Regions from separate parts of the Homo sapiens genome. Here region 2 is linked to region 1. Evidence: read pairs that join two places in POLR2A ChIA-PET (ENCODE). Cell type or tissue: IMR-90. All regions are shown on one strand. Each heading gives the region's core, and the rest is flanking DNA. Links, peaks and the distances in the headings are about the cores only.

What was found. ChIA-PET counts read pairs that join two places held together with the same protein. Peaks named below come from ENCODE experiments on the same cell type or tissue, not always from the same donor. Only the 100,000 strongest peaks of a DNase experiment are listed, where the experiment ranks them.
Region 2: POLR2A ChIA-PET joins it to region 1 with 8 read pairs; 1 of 35 experiments calls an interaction of 5 or more read pairs at or near these places.

What each region holds. Positions count from the first base shown.
Region 1 is chr6:134,361,009-134,366,402 of GRCh38, reverse strand. No RefSeq gene overlaps it. Among named protein-coding and RNA genes, the nearest start is that of SGK1, 46 kb to the right of the region's middle. In IMR-90, for the core only: no CTCF peak of the experiment used is centred there; a DNase peak (open chromatin) is centred at 2,842.
Region 2 is chr6:134,489,535-134,494,928 of GRCh38, reverse strand. All of the region lies in intron 2 of LINC01010 (long intergenic non-protein coding RNA 1010), which reads right to left. Among named protein-coding and RNA genes, the nearest start is that of CT69, 13 kb to the right of the region's middle. In IMR-90, for the core only: no CTCF peak of the experiment used is centred there; a DNase peak (open chromatin) is centred at 3,198.

The DNA of each region.
Region 1 (5,394 bases), core at 151-5,150:
TAAGAGAACTCCTTTTAAAATTAATCTTATTAATCACTACAGTTATAAAAGTTGATTTTGAGAAATGATAAGACAACTAAAAGTTTAAGTAACATTATTGATGTAAGTGTAACATCTCATTGTAATAGTATAGTCAGCCCTCTGTATCCAGAAGTTTTGCATCCAAAGATTCAACCAACTAAAGATCAAAACTATTTTAAAAACAATAACAACAATAAAAAGTAACAATACAACAAAAAATACAAATAAAAAATATGAAAACTATTTACATAGCATTTACATTATATTAGGTATAATCTAGAGACTATTTAAAGTGTATTGGAGGATGGTGTATGTTATATGCAAATACTATGCCATTTTATATAAGGGACTTGAGCATCTGCAGATTTTGGTTTGGGAGGAGGCCCTAGAACCAATTTCCTCACTGATACCAAGGGACTACTGTATTTTCTTGAGCAACTCCAACTTTACTGAATGGCACTCTCACATAGGCAATAGGCCCTATTCAGGCCCAAAATCCAAAAGGCATTGACTCTCTAACTCTAGGGTGCATCAGAATCACCTGTTGAATTTGAAGCTGCGTTTTAGAGGTATACCCCAGGTATCCTTGATGGAGTAGACAGTCCTCAGATTCCTGTTTTAGAAATCCATAAAGGAACATTGGGCATTTTGAGCACAAGGTCAACGACTACAATATCAGTTACCTCTGTAAATGATTTCCTAAAAATGAATAGAATTCTTTGTCAGGACTTTATTATTAATATTAATAATATGGCCAGGTGCGGCGGCTCATGCCTATAATCCCAGCACTTTGGGAGGCAAAGGTGGATAGATCACCTGAGGTCAGTAGTTTGAGACCAGCCTGACCAACTTGGTGAAACCCCATCTCTACTAAAATAATAATAACAATAATAATAATACATTTCTGAGGCATCATAGCCCAGCTTAAGTCTCTAAGGGAAACAGTAGGAAAACCATTATCTTCAACCGAGGAATGCCTACAAGCCCCTTCCTTCATTACTATAAGTTCCTTTCTGTGTTGTCCATCTCCCCATCAATCCCCCAGTCAAGTGTTCCATGTCTGCCTCCTTTGGCTATTAGATAAGAAATTATAACAATATGCAGTATCATTAGAGTTTTCCTTTAACTGTTTCATTAACTGACATATGAGTCACAAACACATTGTTAGACTTTTTGTAATTTGCATTTAAAAACCCATGTCTACATATACAGTAGTTTAATGAAGTTTTTTTTTTTAATTATTATCATGGTTGCCTTGAAGTGTTGCTTTTGTGGAGCCAAGTAGAGTGCACTTTCTGATGGCTTGAACGTATGGACACTAATACAAATGTTCGTGCATTGATTGCTTGTCAAGTTAGAGATTTGACTAAATGTTTCATCTGACATCTGAAGGGACTCTATAGACCAGGAACTGCAGAAGTCCGGGACCTGACTGTAGAAAAGATCAGGAGGTAAAGAAAAGCTCATGGTGATAAAGAAAGAAGTTACTTGTGAAGTCGAGAGACCTAAACAGGATGTTAAGGGTGCTCCAGAAACCAAAAAAGCTGTTTTTTCCTAATGAAGAGGGAATAAAATGGGGTCCATGAAAGCCACTCAGGGGTCACTAGCAGGACAGGAGGAAGCCTGTTTCCCTCAGCACGTCCCTGACAAGTGGATCTGAGGGAAAGAGGTTTGGAAGATCAAGAAATAAAGAAAGAGTTGATCTACAGATAGAGATGTGAGAGAAAGGGAGAGTGAGAGAAGGACAGTTGGTTGATAAAATAAAGATTCTAGAGCGAGACAGCTAAACCGATTACATTTTATTCTGGGCACTAACAGTCATATGATGCAGGGACTTGAAATAAGGCATGAAAAGCTTAAGCAATTTGCCCAAGGTCCTACTGAGCTGCAATTCTAATAAGCCAGGCAATCTGACTCCAGAGACTACTTGCGTAGCCACTCTGCTTTAGGACTGAGGAAAAGATAGCTCACAGAGCAGTAATGCACTATTATGTGCCATATTATGGTACCCTTGCTATCAAACTTATCATCATACCAGGGCACAAATAAAAGGAGGGGATTTAAAAATAGTGATAGGCTAGTTTTTTAAAAATGTATAGATTGGTAGGATCTAGCAGCTATTAATTAAACAAACAAAATAAAACAAAACAAAAAGCCTTCTTCCTGCATCCCAATAATTTCAAAGAAGGGAACAGGCCAAGGTGGTGGCTCACGCCTGTAGTGCCAACACTTTGGGAGGCTGAGGAGGGTGGATCGCTTGAGTTCAGGAGTTGGAGACCAGCCTGGGCAACATGGCGAAACCTTGTTTCTATAAAAAATGCAAAAAAAAAAAAATTAGCTGGGCATGGTGGCCCATACCTGCAAGGGTTGCTTGAGCCTGGGAGGTGGAGATTGCAGTGAGCCAAGATCTCACCACTGCACTCCAGCCTGGGCAACAGAGTGAGACCTTGTCTTAAAAAATAAAAAAATAAGGTAACAGATATCAAACCACGAAGTGATGATGCTTTGTTTACCCAGACATCATCAAGACAGTTAAAACTGGACAGTTAAACATTTATCATATTCTATGATGAATGAATACTAACAGACCATGTTTGTTTATTCTAAATCAGTAACCCATGGAGCTGATTTATGTGATTTTTTTTCTTAACATTTTATTATAGAAATTTTCAAATATACAGCAAGTTTAAAATAATTTTTCATCAAACCTCTGGTATACTCAGCATCTAGGTTTCCAATGCTGATTTATCCAGCACAGACCTTGGGAACAGCATGATTGATCCTCAGCTTCATCTCTGAGTCATCTCACTGTGCCCAGCATGATGCTTGTTATTAGTTGAGTCATTTGGATGGACGCTGACAATTTACTATGCCTTAGGCAGAGAGATAAGTGATGAGCAACTGATCAAGTATAGAATCCAAAGAAACAATACAAAGAATCCTTTGAATGCTGTGCATGTTATTACTAGTAAGCTCTCTATGCATACTTATGATCAACAGTCACCTGGTGGTACAAGTTTTGAAAAGAGATCAAGGTTATAACATTTGCACATCAAGCTAAGATTTGTTAGAACTCTTTTTCTCCTTTACTTTCACTCTTGCTCTTGCTTTTAGGTCACACTGGGTAATGGAATGGAACTCACATGGTGGATAAAGGGACAATAGCTTACACATGTATTGGCCAAATAATCCCAGTGCACTTGAACTTTTATTTCAATAATACTGTATTAATCCATTCTGACTTTGCTATAAAGAAATGCCTGAGACTGGGTAATTTATAAAGAAAAGAGGTTTAATTGGCTCATGTTTCCATAAGCTGTACAGGAAGCATGGCAGCATCTGGTTGGCTTCTGGGGAGGCCTCAGGAAACTTACAATCATGGTGGAAAGCAAACGGGGAGTCAGCACTTCATATGGCTGGAGCAAAAGGAAGAGAGAGCAGGGGGGAGGTGCCACACACTCTTAAACAACCAGATCTCATGAGAACTCTATCATAAGAACAGCATCAAAAGGAGAAATCTGCTCCCATGATTCAATCACCTCCCACCAAGCCCCACCTCCAACACTGGGGATTACAATTTGACATGAGATTTGGGTGGGACACAGACCCAAACCATATCAAACATTCCACACTTGTAGCAGCCATTTGAACATAGAGGCCATATTTATAGACATCTCAGCCTCCTCTCTTTGGAGGTTGACATGATCGACCTCACTGGGTTACTAGATATATTGCCAGGATGACACATACTGTGGACCATGGTTCTGAGAGCCGTTGCCTGTCATTCAGTGTGATTATTGGCTAGGCATAGATAAAGATTGTTATAAGCTGAATTGTGCCCCCCTCACCAAAAATATGTGTTGAAGTCCTAACCCCTCATTCCTTAGAATGTGGCCTTATTTGGAAATAGAGTCTTTGTAGATTTAAACAAGTTAAGATGAGGTCAATTGAGTGGATTCTAATCCGATATGACTGGTATCCTTATAAAAAGGGGAAATTGGGATGCAAACACAGACCAGCAGATAAGGAGAATGCCATGGGAAGGTAAAGGCAGAGATCGGGGGATGCATCGGCAACTACCAGAAGTTAGGAGCGGCTTGGAACAGATTCTCCCTTACAGCCTCCGAAGGAACCAACCCAGCTGACACCTTGATCTCAGATTCCTAGCCTCCAGAAGTGTGAATCAATACATTTTTCTTGTTTAAACCACCCAATCTGTGATACTTTTTTGTTGTTGTTACAGTAGCCCTAGCAAACAAATATGGGGATGTTGGCAGGAGCTCGAAGAAAATCACCTTTGAGGATATCACATATGAGGCTAAAAGCAGCAGTGAGGAAAATAATCAATTAGAGAAAATCTAATTGTACAAATTTCCTTCCAACTGATGAACCCGCATTCTGAAGATCGCCTTTAGAATGAAAAATGTTAAAAATATATTTTAAAGTGAGCTTTAGAGACCATATGCAATAAGTGCGTTTTTTTGTTTGTTTGTTTGTTTTACCTCTTTAGCATTTGAATGTGGCTTATTTCTGTTTTAGCTGAACAGGTGAATATGCAATGTTTTCTCTGCTGGGAGGATTAACCTATCAGATCTGAGAAGGCTCCAGATCTGGATGGAGGCAAGAGGTAACAGGTGTCTCACAGATGTTTGTCTCTTTTATTCTTCACGTTCTTTGTTTCCTTCAACAAATATTGATTGAAGGCTTGTTAAGTGCCTGGCACTTTTCTAGGTGCTGGGGATAGGAGACAACATCCTCTCTCTTACAGCCTACGTTCTGGCCAGGTAGACAAGCAATGACAAATATACAATGATAGACAGTGGTAAATGCTATGAAGAAGTTAATCAGGGTAAGGTGATGGAGACAGGGTCTGCTCTTTTATAAACAGGATAGTGAGAAATGGCCCCTCAAAAGAGGAGATGTTCAGTGAGAAGAAAATGAGGAAGCAAGGATGGTCAAGAATCTAAAGGAAAAGTATGTTACTCAGGGGAAATAATATAGAAAAAGAACATAATATAGAAGAGAACTTCTGTGATTAGGGAACAACAGCAAGTCCAGTGTGACTAGAGTTGAGTGAGCTGGACAGGGGAGGTAAGAGATGAATTCAGAGAAACTGACAGGGGCCTGATCATGCAGGAGTTTGGAATTTGTTCTGAGTATGATGTGAAACCATTAGAGGGCTTTATTTGTTTTACAAGTTTATTTTTATTGAGACAGAGTTTCGCTCTTTTTGCCCAGACTGGAGTGCAATGGCGCAATCTCGGCTCACTGCAACCTCCGCCTCCCAGGTTCAAGCGATTCTCCTACCTCAGCCTACCAAGTAGCTGGGATTACAAGTACCCGCCATCATGCCTGGCTAATTTTTGTATTTTT
Region 2 (5,394 bases), core at 270-5,269, 130 kb before region 1:
AGAAAAGAAAAGAAAAAAAAGCTCCAAACTGGTGGGGAAAATCAAATTCACAATAGTAATAATGTCTCCACCATTCCCTATGTCTTTTTGCTTCTTTTCTTCCTGTAATACTTCACTTTATAATATTTCCTAGAGAAAGATTTATACACATATCTTAAGTGTACAGTTTGATGAGTTTTGACAAATGTATATACCAATGTAACCAACAGCCTTGTCATGACAGAATAGTTCAATGGCTTCAAAAAAGTTTCCTTGCACCCTTTTCCGGTGAGTTCCTTCATAGACAACAACTGTTCTGATTTATATAACAATATATTAACGGTGCCTTTTCTTAAACTTCATATACAGTAAATGAAATCATGTGTTCACCTTCATACAGCATTAGTCTGTGAGATTCATCCATATGTATGTATGAGTAGTTCTTCATTTTTTTGTGGCTGGGTAGTATTCTTTTTTTTTTCCTTTTTTATTTAAAAAAATTCTGGGGGTACCTAGTAGATGTATATATTTATGGGGTACATGAGATGTTTTGATACAGGCACGCAATATTCTTTTGTATGAATGTCACTGTTTATCCCTTCTCCTGTTAATGGACATCTGGGCTTTTTTCCCCAGCTTAGGATTATAAATGTTCTTGTACGAGTCTTCTTGTAGATCTATATTTTTGTTTCTCTTGGTAAATACATAGGAGTAGAATTGCTGAGTCCTGACATGTTTAGTTTTATTAAAAACTAACAAACAGTTCTCCAAAGTGACTGTATCATTATATACTTCCACCAGCAATGAATGAGAGGTGTAGTTCCCTCCTAAATGTTTGCCAATATTTGGGGTTGTCAGCTTTCTAGAAAAGACTGTTAACATTTTGCATTTCCACTAAACTGTATGGGTTACTCCACATTCCTCACCAGCGCTTGATACTAGCAGTCTTTTTAACCTTAGTCATTCTAGTGAGTGTGTAGTAGGATCTTGCTGTGGTTTTAATTTGCATTTCCCTGTTGACTAGAGATGTTGAGTACGTTTTCATATGCTTATTTGCCATCCGTATGTCTCCTTGTGTGAAGAGTTTGTTCAAATCTTTTTGCCAAATTTTTCATTGTGCTTGCCTTCTTACTATGGAATTGTAAGTTTTTTTATAGATCCTGGACACAAGCCCTTTGACAGACATATGCTTTGCAAATATTTTCTCTCCATCTACAACTTGCCTTTTTACATTCTTCATTGTATCTTTCTAAAAGTATAGGCTTTTAATTTTGCAAAAGTCCATTTTGTCAATGTTGTCTTACGATCAGTGCTTTTCATGTCCTCCTTAAGAAAACTCTGATTAACTGAATGTCACGAAGACTTTCTCCTATGTTTTTATCTATAAGTTTTATTGTCTTAGCTTTTTTTATTTAGGTTTATGATTCATTTTGAGTTACTTTTTGCTTACAGTATGAGGTAAGGGTCAAGGTTAATTTTTTATTAATCCATAGAGATGTATAATTATTTCAGCACTTGTAAAAGACTATCCCTCCCACACTGCATTACTTGGCACCTTTATTGCAAACTAATCAATCATATAAGTGTGGGTCTATTTCCAGATTTTCTATTCTGTTCTATTCATCTATTTGTCTAGCTTTATACCAATAACACACTGTATTGAATAATGTAGTTTTATCATAACTTCTGAAATTACGTATTGTGATAATGTGAAATATCTATTTGGTTTCAGATCTATTTCCTCCTAAAATTTTTAGAATCTCCAAAGCGATGTCCTTTTGTACACTAATGAGTTGACTGATGACTGACAGCCCCTATGTAGCTTCAAGATGGAGACTGGTCACTGGCAAGACCAAGAAATCATTATAGGATTGGGATGGTTACAAGAAAGACCAAGAAATCATTATAGGATTGGGACTTTCAGCCTACCCCATAACCTCTGGGGAAAAGAAAGGGGCTGACAGTTAAGTTGATCACCAATGGCTTAGTTTAATCAATCATGCCTATGTAATAAAACCTCTGTAAAAGCCCAAAAAGGCAGTGTTCAGAGAGCTTCTGGATAGCTGAACACGTGGAGGTTCCTGGGAGGGCATGGAAGCTCCATGCCCCCTCCTCCATACTTCATATGCATCTCTTCATCTATATCCTTTGTAATGTCCTTTGTAATAAACTGATAAACAAATATTTCCCTGAGTTCTTTGAGTCACACTAGAAAATTAACTGAATCCAAGGGGTGGAGGATGGGAACTCCAATTTCTATTTGATGGGTCAAAAGCACAGGTAAAACACCTGGGGTGTGTGATTAGCATTGAAAATGGGACTCAGTCTTGAGGGACCTAATTCTCAATCTGTGTGATCTGATGCTACCTTCAGGTAAGTAGTATTAGAACTGAATTGAATTAGAGGACACCCAGCTGGTGTACACTGCAGAATTGATTGCTTGCTTGTTGGTGGGAAGAAATCACATATTTGGCCACAGAAGTCTTCTGTGTTGACTGTTATGGTGGGTGAGCAGCGGAGAAACAGTTCATGTTTTTCCACTTGGAGATATATATCCTCTAATTTTGATTTTTTTTTTTTTTTGAGATAATCTCGCTCTGTCCCCCAGACTGGAGTGCAGTGGCACAGTCTCAGCTCACTGCAGCCTCTGCCTTCCAGGTTCAAGCAATTCTTCTGCCTCTGCCACCTGAGTAGCTGGGATTACAGGTGTGTGCCACCACACTTGGTTAATTTTTGTATTTTTAATAGAGACAGGGTTTCACCGTGTTGGCCAAGCTGGTCTCAAACTCCTGGCCTCAAATGATCCACCTACCTTGGCCTCTCAAAGTGTGGGGATTACAGACGTAAGCCACCATGCCCGGCTATGTCCTCCAGCTTTGTTCTTCATTTAAAAAATTATTATTGCTATTCTTTGCCTTTGGTTCTCCTTGTAAATTTCATAAGCAGCTTGTTAATTTTTTCAAACAAGCCTATTAGGATTTTTATTGGTATAACATTGAATCTTTAAATCAATTTAGGAAGAATTGCTGTCTTAACAATGTTGAATCTTCTAATCCACAAATATGTATGTCTATATTTATGTCTGCTTTTGCTTTTCTCAGCAAGATTTTGTGGTTTTCAGTGTAAAGTTCTTACCATCTTTTGATAAATTCATGTCTTAGTCCATTTAGGCTCTTATCACAAAATTCCACAAACTGAGTAGCTTGTAAACCACAGAAATTTATTTCTCAGACTCCTGGAGGCTGGGAAGTTCAAGATCAAGGTGCCAGAAATGTCTAGTTCCTTGTAGACAGTGACTTCTTGCTGCATTCTTACATAATGGAAGAGGTAAACAAGCTTTCTTGGGCCTCTTTTATAAGAACACTAGTCCTATTCATAAGGGCTCCACCCTCATGATCTAGTCACCTCCTCAAGGCCTCACCTCTTAACGCTGTCGCATTGGAAATTAAGTTTCAACATACAAATTTGTGGCAGGGAAGGAGGACACAAACATTCAGACCGTAACAATCCCCAAGTATTTTTATGCTATTATAAATGGAATTTTTTTAAGTTTTCTAATTGTTCACTGTTAGTCTACAGAAATATAAATTTTGTTTATTGACCTTGTGTCTTACCATTTTGCATTCACTTATTAGTTCTAGTAACTTTTTGTAGATTCTTTAAAATTTTCTATGTACAAAATCGTTTTATATGTAAACAAATAGAATTTTACTTCTTTTCCAGTTTATATGTTTTTTATTACTTTTTTTGTATATTACATTGGTGAAGACTCCAGTGAAATATTGAGTAACTCCGTAAAAAGTAGATATCTTTCCCTCATTTTTGATCTTAGGAGAAAGTATTCTGTCTTCCAATATTCAGCATAATGTTATCCATTAAGTATTCATAGGTATTCTTAAATCAGATTTAGGAGAAAATCACCTTTTATTCCTACCTTGCTACCTTGCTAAGAGTTTCTATTATAAATGAGTGTTGAATTTTTATAAAATGCTTTTTTTTTCTACGTCAATTGAAATAATCATTTTTCTGGTCTTTGCTCTGTTAATGTGGTGAAATACATTGATTTATTTTCCATTGTTAAACCCTACTTGTTTAATGTGTTGCCCTTTTTATACGTATTACTGGATTTGATTTGCCAAAATTTTGATAGGGAATTTACCACTTATGTTTATTTGGTGTATCAACATAATGTCATTTCTCGTGATGTTTTTGTTTTAGTATCAGGATAATGCTAGCTGCATTTAACGAATTAATTATTCCCTCTTCCTTTGTTTTCTGAAAGAGTTTGTTTTGAACTATTTCATTTCTTAAACATTTAATGAAAATCACCGGTGAAGACCTCTGAGCCTGGAGTTATCTCTGTTCAAAGCTCCTTAATTATGAACTGCGTTTCTATAATTAATATAAGGATATTTAAGTTCTTAATTTTGGGGGGTTCTGATTTGGTAATCTGTTTTTCTTAAGAAATTTGTCTATTTTATCTAAATTGTCAAATTTGTTGGCAAAAGCTACACGTAGCATTCTCTTATGATCTTTTTAATGTTTGTAGAATCTGAAGTGATGCCCCGTTTTCTGATATTGGTAATTTTGCACTTGTGTCTTTTGGCTAGAGTTTTAAGAATTTTATTAACATTTTAAAAGAACAAGTTTTTGTTTTTGTCTGTCTCTATTGCTTGTCCAATTTTCCTTTCATTGATTTCTGCTACCTTTATTATTTTCTCCCTTCTACTTATTTGGGCTTAATTTTTGTGCTTCTTTTTGTAATTTCATAAGGTTGAAATGTCAATCATTGATTTTAGATATTTTTGTTTTTCTTTAATTTATACATCTCATATGTATAAATTAATACCTCTTCATAAAAGAAAAAGATCTAAGAAGAAAGAAAAAGATCTACCTATAGATTTGTCTCAATCACTGTTTTAGCTGCATCCCCCAAATTTTGGTGTGTTGCATTTTTATCACTCAGTTCAAAATATTTCCTAACTTCTTCTTGCAATTTTTTTCTTTAACTCATTAGTTACTTAGGAGATGTTGTTTAATTTCCAAATGTTTGGGGTTTTCCTAGATATCTTGTTTCTATTTGTTTCAAATTTAAACCCATCATGATCAAAGAGCATACTAAGTATGATTTCATTATTTTAGAATCCTTCACTGAAACTTGTTTTATGGCTGAATATATTATCCATCTTGGCAAATATACCACATTGCTTTTGAAAAAAATGCATCTTTTGTATTCTTTCAAATGTTGGGTGTAGGATTCTATAAATATCGAGTAGATCAAGATGGCTGATAATTTTGTAAAGAGCTATGTGTTTCTGATTTAATTTGTCTAGCTGTTCTTTTATCTTTGGGAGAATGGCATTAAAATCTCTAATTATAACTTAGAAATGGCAATTTTTGTTTCCAGTATTTTTA